2 separate regions of the Homo sapiens genome follow, and region 2 is linked to region 1. A link is an interaction called in ENCODE POLR2A ChIA-PET data of the cell type or tissue named here. Cell type or tissue: GM12878. All regions are shown on one strand. Links, peaks and the distances in the headings refer to the core of each region. The heading gives the core; the rest is flanking DNA.

Region 1 (5,000 bases), core at 1-5,000:
TGGGTGGACGTGGTGGCTCACGCCTGTAATCCCAGAACTTTGGGAGGCTGAGGCGGGCAGATCACCTGAGGTCGGGAGTTCAAGGCCAGCCTTACCAACATGACGAAACCCCATCTCTACTAAAAATACAAATAATAGCCGGACGTGGTGGCACATGCCTATAATCCCAGCTATTCAGGAGGCTGAGGCAGGAGAATTGCTTGAACCTGGGAAGTGGAGGTTGTGGTGAGCTGAGATCACGCCATTGCACTCCAGCCTGGGCAAGGAGAGAAACTCCGTCTCAAAAAAAAAAAATTAATTAATTAAAAAAAAGAGTGTCAAGTGTTATGGGAGATTGGTTAGGTAAGTACTGAAAGTGGATGATTGGCTTTGGCGGTTAGTTTGTCTTGTGTCTGAGAGCCATTTGTATAGTGGCAAATGTTAGATTTCTGGAGGCTGAGGAATGGAAGTTAGGAAATGCAGACAATTAAAATTCTTACACCTTTACATTTTGCTATTTTTTCCTCAGTGTTTTCTTTTGTAGCACTTCTGACTGGTTTATTATTTGCTTTTTCCTTACAATGACATTGTTATTCTATAGCATTCTGTTGAAGATGTAATTACATTTTCTCAATCTGTGATGTCAGGTTGCTTTTTGAAGTATAAAGGTTTAAGAAATACATAATTACATATGATTTTTAAGTGATCTTCTCGGTCTTCAGTTGATTTTTTCCATATATAAATTTAAGGTAGATTCATTTTACATTTGGTATCATGTTAAAATGCTCCCAAAACTACCTACTGTATAATAGGTATTGCAATATTGTTGATCACCTTCAGGATATTATTATCCTGAAATGTCTCCCAGTGGTCCAAGCTGGGACAGTTTGAGCAACAAAATAAATATGAGAGGATTGGATTATAACCTAAAAAATAAAGTCAATATCTATAAATCCATGTTGATTTAAATAAATGATTGACTAAATAAATACTTGGCAGAAAAGAAGCAAATCTTCCTTACAGAAAAATTCCAAATAATATATGTAGAACACACTTTCAGGAGGTGGAACTTAATTTACCTCTTCTTGAATATGGACTGGACTGCTGACTTTTAAAGAACAGAGTATGAAGAGGGAAAAGCAGTAACTTTACAGTGAAGAGGCCTGGCAGACAGCACCTTAACCAAGTTCAAGGTTAACTTCACCAATGATAAGGCATGGTGATATCATGTACTCTCTGATAGAATGTGTTAAATCTAAGCAGAAAAAAAAAATAATAATAATAATAAAGGGCATTCTACAAATACTTGACCAGTACTAAAAAGTATCAAGGACCTGAAAAAACAAGGAAAGTCTGAGAAGCTTTTACAGAACAGAGAAGACTAAGGAGACATGACAACTAAATACAATGTGATATCCCAGATTGACAGTGAAAAAAGGACATGAGTGGAAAAAAATTGGCTAAATCTAAACAAAGTCTGGAATTTTGTTAATAGTATTATTCCAATATTAATTTCTTGGTTGTGACAAATGTACTGTAGTTATGTAAGATGTTAACATTGGGGGATGTTGGGTAAAGGACATACGAGTATTCTCTGTACTATCTTTGTAACTTTTATGTAAATCTGAATTTATTCCAGAATAATGAGTTTTTTTAATACAGCAGAATACAAATTGTTAAGTAAAACATATCTCAAACTGATAATTGATGAAATAAGAAATAAAGGTTATTTACTATTTGTATTGAGTGGATTCCTCATAAGTGTTGGTTGGGGGTAAAACAGGCATATTTGATAAATCATGTTGATATAAATTTCAGGAAAAATAAATGAAACCAGATTAGGGACACTGGAATGTGTAGCTTGGACCAAGGCATTTAACCCTTCTCTCCTTGTTTCAAAAATGGGGAATCAAACTGACTTATCACTTTGAGCATTTTTAAAGTAAACAAGTATATTCACTGTAAAATTAAATCTTATGAAGACTTAAAAGGAATAACAGCTATAATCACTTTTATAAATTATGTGCATATGGTAGTTAGCTTATTTTTCTAACATATACTGTTCTGTACTGTACAGACTAACAGCTATAAAATCAGCTTGATGCAAGTGAAATTACAGTAAAATTACACACTTAAGTAAGGCCAGGTTTCCTGGTTTCTCCCAATCCTGATAGTGATTCTATTTAATTTATGTATGTATGTTAGGTAGACATGAAATAGGTCTCATGGGCAAGAGTTTCTGACTTGGATGAGCAAGAGTTTCTGACCTGGAATGTCAGTTATTTCATCCCTGTTTTTCAGCATATGTGACTCATGGCTGGCTACACATGACAGAACTTACAAACCTGGATTCTAAAATTGGCAGAGCAGTAGAATGGAGTATTTTCATTTAGCATTTATAGCTTACAAGTCATAGAACAAGCAGACAATGGAACATTATTATAAATGATTTACTACATGTAAATTATATACATTATTTGGTGCATTCAGTGATGATGAATATTTTGTCCTCCAAGAATAAGTGAGGCTTAAACCTTTTTTTTTTGGAAAAAGTATATTCACTGTACAAGCATATAGATTGAAGCAAAGAATACTGAGTTTTCTCTTTAACTGAAGAGTATAAGCTTTGATCAGAATATACTGATCTCAAACAATTTCTCTAGTGCTGTTTATAAGACACACCTATGCAACAGTTAGAAGGAATAAGTTCAGATGTTCAGTAGCAGGGTGGGGTGACTATAGGTGACAGCACAATATTGTGTTTTTCAAAAATAGCTAGAAGAGAGGACTTGAAATGTTCCTGACACAGAAATCATAACTACGCAAGGTGATGGATACCCAAAATACTCTGACCTGATTCTTATACATTCTATACATGTAACAAAATATCACATGTACCCAATAAATATGTACAACTATTATGTATCAATTTTAAAAAGATTTAAAACATGATAGAAAAAAGATATGCCTATAAAGGAAGTGTGAACCTACAGAGATGAAAGAAAATTGTTTGTGGTGTGGTTAGTGCAGTTAGGGGAATTTCCAGAAGAATTCCATTTCAGTGAATGATGTCATTTGGGCATTATGAAAAATAGCCTAGTTAGAGAAAAAAACAGAGTTTTTGTTTTGTTTTGTTTTGTTTTGTTTTTTTGAGACGGGGTCTCACTCTGTCGCCCAGGCTGGAGTACAGTGGTGCTATCTTGGCTTACTGCAAGCTCTGCCTCCCGGGTTCATGCCATTCTCCTGCCTCAGCCTCCCAAGTAGCTGGGACTACAGGTGCCCGCCACCACGCCTGGCTAATTTTTTGTATTTTTAGTAGAGACGGGGTTTCACCGTGTTAGCCAAGATGGTCTCAATCTCCTGACCTCGTGATCTGCCTGCCTCGGCCTTCCAAAGTGCTGGGATTACAGACATGAGCCACAGCGCCCGGCCAAAACAGACTTTATAGCTTAAAAATCGCCAGAACAGGCTCTGAGTCATACTCTCTTGTAGTGCATTTAGTTGGTGCATCAGATAAAATGTATTGCTTTCTGTATTTCCCACAATTGAAAACAGCTGTTTTTATTGTGGACCCAGCTTTTACCTTAGCATTCAGCTCATTCACAAGAAGGTTCCAAGGTGGCTATCAACTGTGAACCATACCAAAGGATTCAGAACTTGAATCTGGGAACAAAAAAAATCTTGACCAGAAGTTCTCAAATAGTTTGATATTTTATGTTCATATTCCTTTACTATGGTAGCCATTTTTATTACAACCAATTTTGGTTCAGTCGTTGTTTAACACACATTCCCAAATAGCTTTGACTTATAAATAATGAAAGAAGAGAAATCTTTTTTAAAACTAAACTTTTGTAACAATTTAATTTTGGTGGGAAGGAACAATTTCAGTGTTAGAAACTTTTAAAGTAAATTATTTTAAAATCGATAATATCTTAGAACTGACTACTGCATAGCATTCTTCCAAATTAGCATACTTAATTTATTTTTCTGTAATTCACCCAAAGATATTTCTAGCATTGCAAACATCAAACATTCCACTCATATAAATGATTTCTTAGTTACTTGTGTCTTTAGTGTTGATCTCCAGAGTGTGACTAAAATTCATACTATATTAAGTTATAAAAGCTTTAATAGTGAACTTAGGCTAAAGAAACATATGTTTTGTCCAACCAACTATTGATTTAATTCACTGTTTTTTTTTTTTTTTTTTTTTTTGCTAATTTGTATTTGGCACCAGGGAAATTCCTTGTTTTTCTAGGCTAGGATGCTCAGGGCTTCAATGAGTAGTTAGTTGAATCTTTATTCTCATGATTTCTTTGGGATGCCTCCACCACTGCAGACACTATTATCAGTGAGAATTTTATCTATTCTGCTATCTTTGCCTGTTTTACTGTCTTCACACCCAGGCATCTGTAAAAGTAGCATTACTTTTATATCTTTGGTTTGTTTTAGTTCCTCCAGTGGAAATGTCAATCAAGATTTTTTGTGGCAAATCAATTTGAAAACAGGTTCTTGGTTTCTGCTCATTTTCTGTTTATTATAAAGATTTTCATAATCTTATTTCTTTATGATCCAGTTATGTTCTTTTTTTACTTTTTCAACTTTGACAGTTTGTATCCCTGATTTCATCTTACAGTTTTGCTGTAAAAGCACTACCTTTCCCCTCTTGTTTAAATTGGCAAAAATGTTTCTGTAAATCCTGTCTTTATCTTCAAAAGTTCATCAAATACTGGCCAAATAAAATCCAGAGAGTCTATAATTAAAATCACTTCCAAGGTTCCTTCACATTTGCAAGTTTGGTTTTAATTCTTAATTTTCTCTGTATTATTCCAATTTATGGTATTCTCTTTTTCTGTCTTCCTCTTTACTAGTAGTCTGCCTTGTTTACATGAGGGCCTTTATTTCCAACGGAAGAAAAACTATTTCCCTTAATAATCTACTTATATTTATTCTGAAATCCAATTTTATTTAGGTACTTTTTTTTTTTGCAGCTTGCCTATAATTTCTACTTCCTGCATTTA
Region 2 (8,070 bases), core at 128-5,127, 90 kb before region 1:
ATATATTTCTACAGTGCGTTTATGTAAAAAGGTTTTGATGTCGCTGGGCATGGTGGCTCTCACTTGTAATCACTTTGGGATGCTGAAGAGGGTGGCTCACCAGAGGTCAGGAGTTTGAGACCAGCCTGGCCAACGTGGCAAAACCCCGTCTCTACTAAAAGTACAAAAATTAGCCAGGCATGGTGTGTGTGCCGGTAGTCCCAGCCAGTTGGGATGCTGAGGCAGGAGGATCTCTTGAATCCCTGAAGTGGAGGTTGCAGTGAGCCGAGATCCACCACTGTACGCCAGCCTGGACGACAGAGTGACTCTCTCAAAAAAAAAAAAAAAAGAAAAGAAAAAGGGGCCTAGGGCCTGGCATAGTGGGTTATCCCTATGATCCCAGTGCTTTGGGAGGCTGAGCCAGGAGGATCACTTGTGCCCAGGAGTTTGATACCAGCCTGGCCAACATAGGAAGACCCCATTTCTACAGAAAGTTAAAAAATTAGAATGAACACCTGCAGTCCTAGCTACTCTGGAGGCTGAGACAGGGGAATTACTTGACCCAGGAGTTGGAAGCTGCTGTGAGCTATGGTGGTGCTACTGCACTCCAGCCTGGGCAATAGCGTGAAACACTGTCTCTTTAAAAAAAGGAAAAGGATTTTCATGTTCTACTCTTGAGTTATATTGTGAAATAGAATACAGCACATCACTTTTTAAATTTTTTTTTTTGAGAGAGAGTTTCGCTCTTGTTGTCCAGCCTAGAGTGCAACAGCGCGATCTCAGCTCGCTGCAACCTCTGCCTCCTGGGTTCAAGGGATTCTCCTGCCTCAGCCTCCCCAATAGCTGGGATTACAGGTGTGTGCCACCACGCCCGGCTATTTTTTATGTATTTTTAGTAAAGACAGGGTTTTGCCATGTTGGTCAGGCTGGTCTCAAACTCCTGACCTCTGGTGATCCACCCGCCTCGGCCTCCCAAAGTGTTGGGATTACAGGTGTGAGCCACCGCACCTGCACATCACTTCTTAATAACTTGCTAGGTACTGTGTCTTTATAGTATTAGCAATTCCACTTGAGTCTTTATTCTGAGTCTTCCTCCATGCTTTATTAATATTGAATTGGCCACCTTCATTTCTGCCCAAGACAATGTGGAAGCACACAGTGGAGAAGTCTTACTATGTGTAAGATTGTGGTGGTGGTGGTCTCCATTTAAAATAACTTTGTATTGCTATTTGAATAATGTGTATTGATCTGAGTCTTTTAAAGGTAGTATACAACCTCACTATAATCTGCTGTGAGATCTGCTTAGGCCAGCCTTTTCAGCAGCATGTAGTATTTTAAACCTGGGTGCCGCAAGAGGTGGAAATGCAACTAGTTCATTTTTGTTTTGTTTTGAGGTATGCTGCTAGTTTCTGTTATCATTTTCCTTAAAATTAATTTTAGTGTTTTTTCATTTATATTTTTTCATATGAAGAGGCTAGATTTTCTTATTGCTTGTCATCATAGTTAATAATAGTCTTATATTTCACGTTTTAGAAATCGCTTTTTTAGTGACTGCCTCATCAGGCCTGTAATTGGCAGAATGTGATATTTATCAAAATTAACTTTAAAATAATGATTTCTAGGCCGGGCGTGGTGGCTCACACCTGTAATCCCAGCACTTTGGGAGGCCGAGGTGGGCGGATCACAAGGTCAGGAGAACGAGACCATCCTGGCTAACATGGTGAAACCCTGTCTCTACCAAAAATACAAAAAAAAAACCCAAAAAACAAAATTAGCCGGGCATGGTGATGGGCACCTGTAGTCCCAGCTTCTCAGGAGGCTGAGGCAGGAGAATGGTGTGAACCTGGGAGGTGGAGCTTGCAGTGAGCCAAGACTGCGCCACTGCACTCCAGCCTGGGTGACAGAGCGAGACTCTGTCTCAAAAAAAAAATAAATAAATAAAATAATGACTTCTAGTGATGACAGAAATTTAACCAATAATCTTACTGCTATTTCAGAGTTGTATTTTTTCATTGAACAGCTAAGTTTTCATGTTTGGAAATCTATGAAATTTTTATTGTAGTATTATATTTGCTTTTCATAGTCTTTAGTCATTTGCCCTCAGACATACACAAGTTGATGACAAGGTTGTATACTTTTTTCCATCTAATTAAAAAAATTTTTTTGAGACAGGGTCTTACTATGTCACCCAGGCTAGGGTGCCGTGGTACGAGCATAACTTACTGCATGCTCTACCTCTTGGGCTCAAGCAGTCCTTCCATTGTCCCAAGTAACTGGGATTACAGGCACATGCCACCACGCCTGGCTAATTTTTAATTTTTTTGTAGCGATGGAGTCTCACCGTGTTGCCCCCACTGGTCTCGAACTTCAGCAGTCCTCCCTCTTCAGACTCCCAAATTGCTGGAATTATAGGCATGAGCTACCACACCTGGGCAATTTTGTTCATTTAAAAATATTTTTGGCCAGGTGCAGTGGCTCACACCTGTCATCCCAGCACTTTGGGAGGCCGAGGTGGGCAGATCACGAGGTCAGGAGTTCGAGACCATCCTGGCTAACGTGGTGAAACCCCGTCTCTACTAAAAATATAAAAAATTAGGCGCAGGTGGCATGTGCCTGTAGTCCCAGCTACTCGGGAGGCTAAGGCAGAAGAATCAGTTGAACCTGGGAGGTGGAGGTTGCAGTGAGCTGAGATCACGCCACTGCACTCCAGCCTGGGTGACAGAGTGAAACTCTGTCTCAAAAAATATATATATATACACATACACACACACACACACACACACACACACACACACACACGTATATATATGTATATTTATATTTATAATTTTTTACAGCTGGGGTCTGGCTGTGTTGCCCAGACTGAACTTGAATTCCCAGGCTCAGTTGATCCTCCCACTTTAGCCACTCAAGTGTTTGGGACCACAGGTATGTGCCACCACATGTATGTGCCACCACATCTGGTTAATTTTTAAATTTTATGTACAGGTAGAGTCTTACTGTGTTGCCCAGGATGGTCTTGAACTCTTGGACTCATGTGGTCCTCCCACCTTGGCCTCCCAAAGTGCTGAGAAATGTGAGCCACAATGCCCAGTCAGCTTTTTATTTCTTTAATGTGGCAAATTGCAAACATATATAGAAATAAAGAGAATAGTATAATGAGCCTTCATGTACTCAACATCCAGCTTCAGCAGTTATCAACACAGTTAACACACTGTTTCCACATCTACCAGCCCCTGTCCCTCCTTCCCCTCTTGCTTATTTTAAAGCAGATCTTCCAGTTATTGTATAATTTCATCCATAAATACTTAAGTATTTAAAAATTCTTTTCACTGTTAAGTGAGGAATTACTCCTTCATAGTTAGGTTTATATAACTTTTAAGTATCTGATCATAGTTGGAACTAAACTACTTACACCATCTACTTCTAATCCATATTACTTATCAGTAGGGAATTCCCTGTGCCAGCTAAGAAGAAATGAGGTAAATAGTTCACATCATTGCTTTTCGATGTTTGCATTGAACATTTAGAACAGTTCCTATGCTATTCAGAATAGCTTATCAGCTTTTTTCAAATGCACAAGAGAGAAACAAAGGGTTTCTTACAGTTTTTTAGTCATAGCGACAAGATGCTAAAAAATGTCTAGTTTTTAGTCCCTAGATTTTCATTTTTTTGTTTTCCATTTTTTTTTTTTTTTTTTTTTTGAGACAGAGTCTCACTCTGTTGCCCAGGCTGGAGTGCAGTGGCGCAATCTCGGCTCACTGCAACCTCTGCCTCCTGGGTTCAAGTGATTCTCCTGCCTCAGCCTCCTGAGTAGCTTGGACTACAGGTGCGAGCCACCATGCCCAGTGAATTTTCGTGTTTTTAGTAGAGACCGGGTTTCACCATGTTGGCCAGGCTGATCTTGAACTCTTGACCTCAAGTGATCAGCCCGCATCGGCCTCCCAAACTGTTGGCATTACAGGTGTGAGCCACTGCACTGGCCTGTGTGTTTAATTTTAAGAGGAAGAAAGTCAAATAACTGTAGGTCAGACTTTAATTCTTTTTTTTTTTTTTTTTGAGACGGTTTCTCACTCTGTCCCCAAAGCTGAAGTGTAGTGGCACGATCTCGGCTCACTGCACCTCTTCCTCCTGAGTTCAAGCGATTCTCCTGTTTGAGCCTCCTGAGTAGCTGGGACTACTGGTGTATGCCACCATGCCCGGCAAATTTTTGTATTTTTAGTAGAGATGGGGTTTCACCATGTTGGCCAGGCTGATCTCTAACTTCTGACCTTCAGGTGATCTGCCCGCTTCAGCCTCCCAAAGTGCTGCGATTACAGGTGTGAGCCACCACACCCAGCTGAGTTTAATTTACTTTAACAAGCCATTCATTTGTTTGTTTTGTATTCATTCATTCCTCACTCCACTGACTAACATTTTTCCAGTGCTTCCACCATACCCATTTCTGTGCTTAGGTGTGGGGAAAAGACATACAGTGTTTTTTTTTGTTTTTGTTTTTGTTTTTTAAATCTCAGATGTAATCCTAGCTCTGTGGGAGGCCAAGGCAGGAGGATTGCTTGAGCCCAGGAGTTTAAGACCAGCCTGGGGGCAACATAAGGAGACCTGGTTACTAAAAAAATAAAAAATTCAGGCTGGGCATGGTGGCTCACGCCTGTAATCCCAGCACTTTGGGAGGACGAGGCGGGTGGATCACCTGAGATTGGGAGTTTGAGACCAGCCTGACCAACATGGAGAAATCCCATCTCTACTAAAAATACAAAATTAGCCCTGTGTGGGGGCACACGCCTTTAATCCCAGCTACTCGGGAGGCTGAGGCAGGAGAATCGCTTGAACCCGAGAGGCAGAGGTTGCAGTGAGCCGAGATTGTGCCATTGCACTCCAGCCTGGGCAAGAAGAGTGAAACTCCGTCTCCAAAACAAAAAGTAAATACATAAATTAAAAAAAAAAAATTCGCCAAGTGTGGTGGCATCCACCTGTGGTCCCAGCTACTTGGGAGGCTGAGGTGAGAGAATCACTTGAGCCTGGGAGATTGAGGCTGCAGTAAACTGTAATCGCACCACTCTACTCCAGCCTGTGTGACAGAGTGAGACCCTGTCTCTAAAGGAAAAAAAAAAAAACTCGGGCCGGGCGCAGTGGCTTACACTTTGAGTGGCTGAGGTGGGCAGATCACGAGGTCAGGAGTTCGAGACCAGCCTGGCCAACATGGTGAAACCCCATCTCCACTAAAAATACAAAAATTAGCCAGGCGTAGTGGCACACGCCTGTAGTCCCAGCTACTCGGGAGGCTGTGGCAGTAGAATTGCTTGAACCTGGGTGGTAGAGGTTGCGGTGAGCCGAGATCTTGCCACTGCACTCCTGCCTGGGTGACAGTGAGATTTCATCTCAAAAAAAAAAAAAAATTCTAATAGGAGGAGCATGTTAACAAACATATTACAGTAATATTATGTAATACATTTGCCTATGTTAACAAACATACTACGATACATACTATGTAATGTTTTTGTCCAAGGTGGGGAAGTTATTCAATCTGTGGTGAGAAAGGAAAGGTTAGGGTGGCTTCCTACAAGTGGGAAGAGCCAGGCTTTAAAGGATAAGTGTGAGACATTCAGACTTAAGAGAGGGCGTTCTAGGTAGAGGGAGATCATCTGCAAACGTATGAACGTATGACACAGCAGGATGAGTGCACTGTAATTTGGATCGGTAAATTTTCAACCCATTCTCTTATGATTTCCTGTGTCTTCAGTGCTATATAAGGTTGGCCTTTGTAATTAGATATCTTCTATCAAATAAAGATGGAAATATGTTCAAAATACTTTTCTTAGACAAAAAACTATTGTTATAAAAGTAATTTCTAGCAAAGATTAATGTCAATAAAATATTTGGTTATATTTTAGTTACTCAGAAAATTTTTACTAGAATGTAACCCACTCAGCATTCTAGTTAATCAGGCCTTGATTATAATAAGTATCTAGCCAGATCTAAAAATGTATAATTAGTTGTCTTAATAATGAATGAATCTCTCAGCATCTGCATTGGTATATTTCCCCTCAATTTGTTGAAAATCCCAAATAGTCATTAAGATCATAGACTCTGAAATCAGATTGATTAGGCTCAGATCTGAGTTTTGCTAACTTATTGACTGTAATTTTGAGCAAAATACTTACAATCTTTGGTTTCCTTGACTGTAAAATATGGTGATATAGTAATGATAATATTTATAGCATAGAGTTGGCGGATTCTACGAGATGATATGTATAATGTGTTTAGCATAATGTGTGCCATGCAGCAAGCAAATAATGTGTATTTGTTATTATTTTAGTTATTTATTTTCTTCATTTCCAAAAAAGAATATAGCAAAGCAGATTACTTCCCTCATAGGTAAGAATATGTAAAATACACTTTTGAAGTGTATATAAGCAATGTCCTTATTTGTATACATATTTTTTCCATTTTCAATTTTTAGCATACTATTTATCTTTTCTCACATGTGAATTCCAATTTCGTATTTTCCCTCTTCATTTTAGCCTAGGTTTTCGTGTTTGGCTTTTTCTTTTTGAGTCAGGGTCTCGCTCTGTTGTCCATGCTGGAGTGCAGTGGTGCGATCTCGGCTCACTGCAAGCTCTGCCTCCCGGGTTCACGCCGTTCTCCTGTTTCAGTCTCCTGAGTAGCTGGGACTACCAGTGCATGACACCACCCTGTTGTAGTTTCTATCAAAACTTCTTTTTGTTTTTTTTGAGACAGAGTCTCACTCTTGTCGGCTAGGCTGGAGTGCAGTGGCGCGATCTCGGCTCACTGCAAACTCCGTCTCCTGGGCTCAAGCAATTCTCCTGCCTCAGCCTCCCGAGTAGCTGGAATTACAGGCATGCGCCACCACGCTCGGCTAATTTTTGTATTTTTAGTAGAGACGGGGTTTCACCATGTTGGCCAGGCTGGTCTTGAACTCCTACCTCAGGTAATCCTCCTGCTTTGGCCTCCCAAAGTGCTGGGATTACAGGCGTGAGCCACTGTGCCCGGCCTTCATATATTTATTTAGTGCTTACTATGTGCCAGGCACTATTCTAGGTACTGGGATACAGTGATGGACAAAACAAGATCCCTGCTTTGCTGTCTTAGGACTTAATAATTTGGGCATTTTCTTTTTTCGATATAGATCTTTTAGTACTGATATAACATACTGTTAGCCAGTATATTACGTGTTGTTCAAGCAAGATTCTTTTTCTTTTTTGACACGGAGTCTCAACCTTTCGCCCAGGCTGGAGTGCAATGGCATGATCTCGGCTCACTGCAATCTCTGCCTCCCAGGTTCAAGTGATTCTCCTGCTTCAGCCTCCCAAGTCACTGGGATTACAGGCGCCCGCCACCACGCCCGGCTAATTTTTTTTTTTTTTTATCTTTAGTAGAGACGGGGTTTCACCATGTTGGCCAGGCTGGTCTTAAATTCTTGACCTTGTGATCCACCTGTCTTAGCCTCCCAAAGTGCTGGGATTACAGGTGTGAGCCAACACTCCTGGCCTGCAAGATTCTTTTTTTTTTTTTTTTTTGAGACGGAGTCTCGCTCTGTCGCCCAGGCTGGAGTGCAGTGGCGGGATCTCGGCTCACTGCAAGCTCCGCCTCCCGGGTTCACGCCATTCTCCTGCCTCAGCCTCCCAAGTAGCTGGGACTACAGGCGCCCGCCACTACGCCCGGCTAATTTTTTGTATTTTTAGTAGAGACGGGGTTTCACCGTTTTAGCCGGGATGGTCTCGATCTCCTGACCTCGTGATCCGCCCGCCTCGGCCTCCCAAAGTGCTGGGATTACAGGCGTGAGCCACTGCGCCCGGCCGTAGATTCTTAAGATAGACTCAAGATTCCTGAAGAAATTCCTGGTATATGATTATTTTTCTGCTAAAGTGAATCAATTATGTGACAAAAATTTTTCCCCCCCGAGGAAAAGATACTGTGTGCCTATGTTTCATCCAGGCATTCCATTGGATAGTTAGTCCTTTGAGATATCAGTGGATTAAATCATCTGTTAAGAATCAAATAAAATGCTGCAGGAAGAAAGTGAAAAACAAAACAAAAAAAGAGTCAAATAAATAAAGGCTGGGCATG

Evidence for each region. Peaks named below come from ENCODE experiments on the same cell type or tissue, not always from the same donor. Only the 100,000 strongest peaks of a DNase experiment are listed, where the experiment ranks them.
Region 2: POLR2A ChIA-PET joins it to region 1 with 7 read pairs; 7 of 35 experiments call an interaction of 5 or more read pairs at or near these places.

The regions. Positions count from the first base shown.
Region 1 is chr1:155,464,484-155,469,483 of GRCh38, reverse strand. The region is part of intron 3 of ASH1L (ASH1 like histone lysine methyltransferase); the gene reads left to right. Among named protein-coding and RNA genes, the nearest start is that of ASH1L-AS1, 95 kb to the left of the region's middle. In GM12878, for the core only: no CTCF peak of the experiment used is centred there; DNase peaks (open chromatin) are centred at 2,773 and 3,017; H3K27ac peaks cover 2,358 bases.
Region 2 is chr1:155,551,110-155,559,179 of GRCh38, reverse strand. The region is part of intron 1 of ASH1L (ASH1 like histone lysine methyltransferase); the gene reads left to right. Among named protein-coding and RNA genes, the nearest start is that of ASH1L-AS1, 6.9 kb to the left of the region's middle. In GM12878, for the core only: no CTCF peak of the experiment used is centred there; no DNase peak of the experiment used is centred there; H3K4me3 peaks cover 87 bases.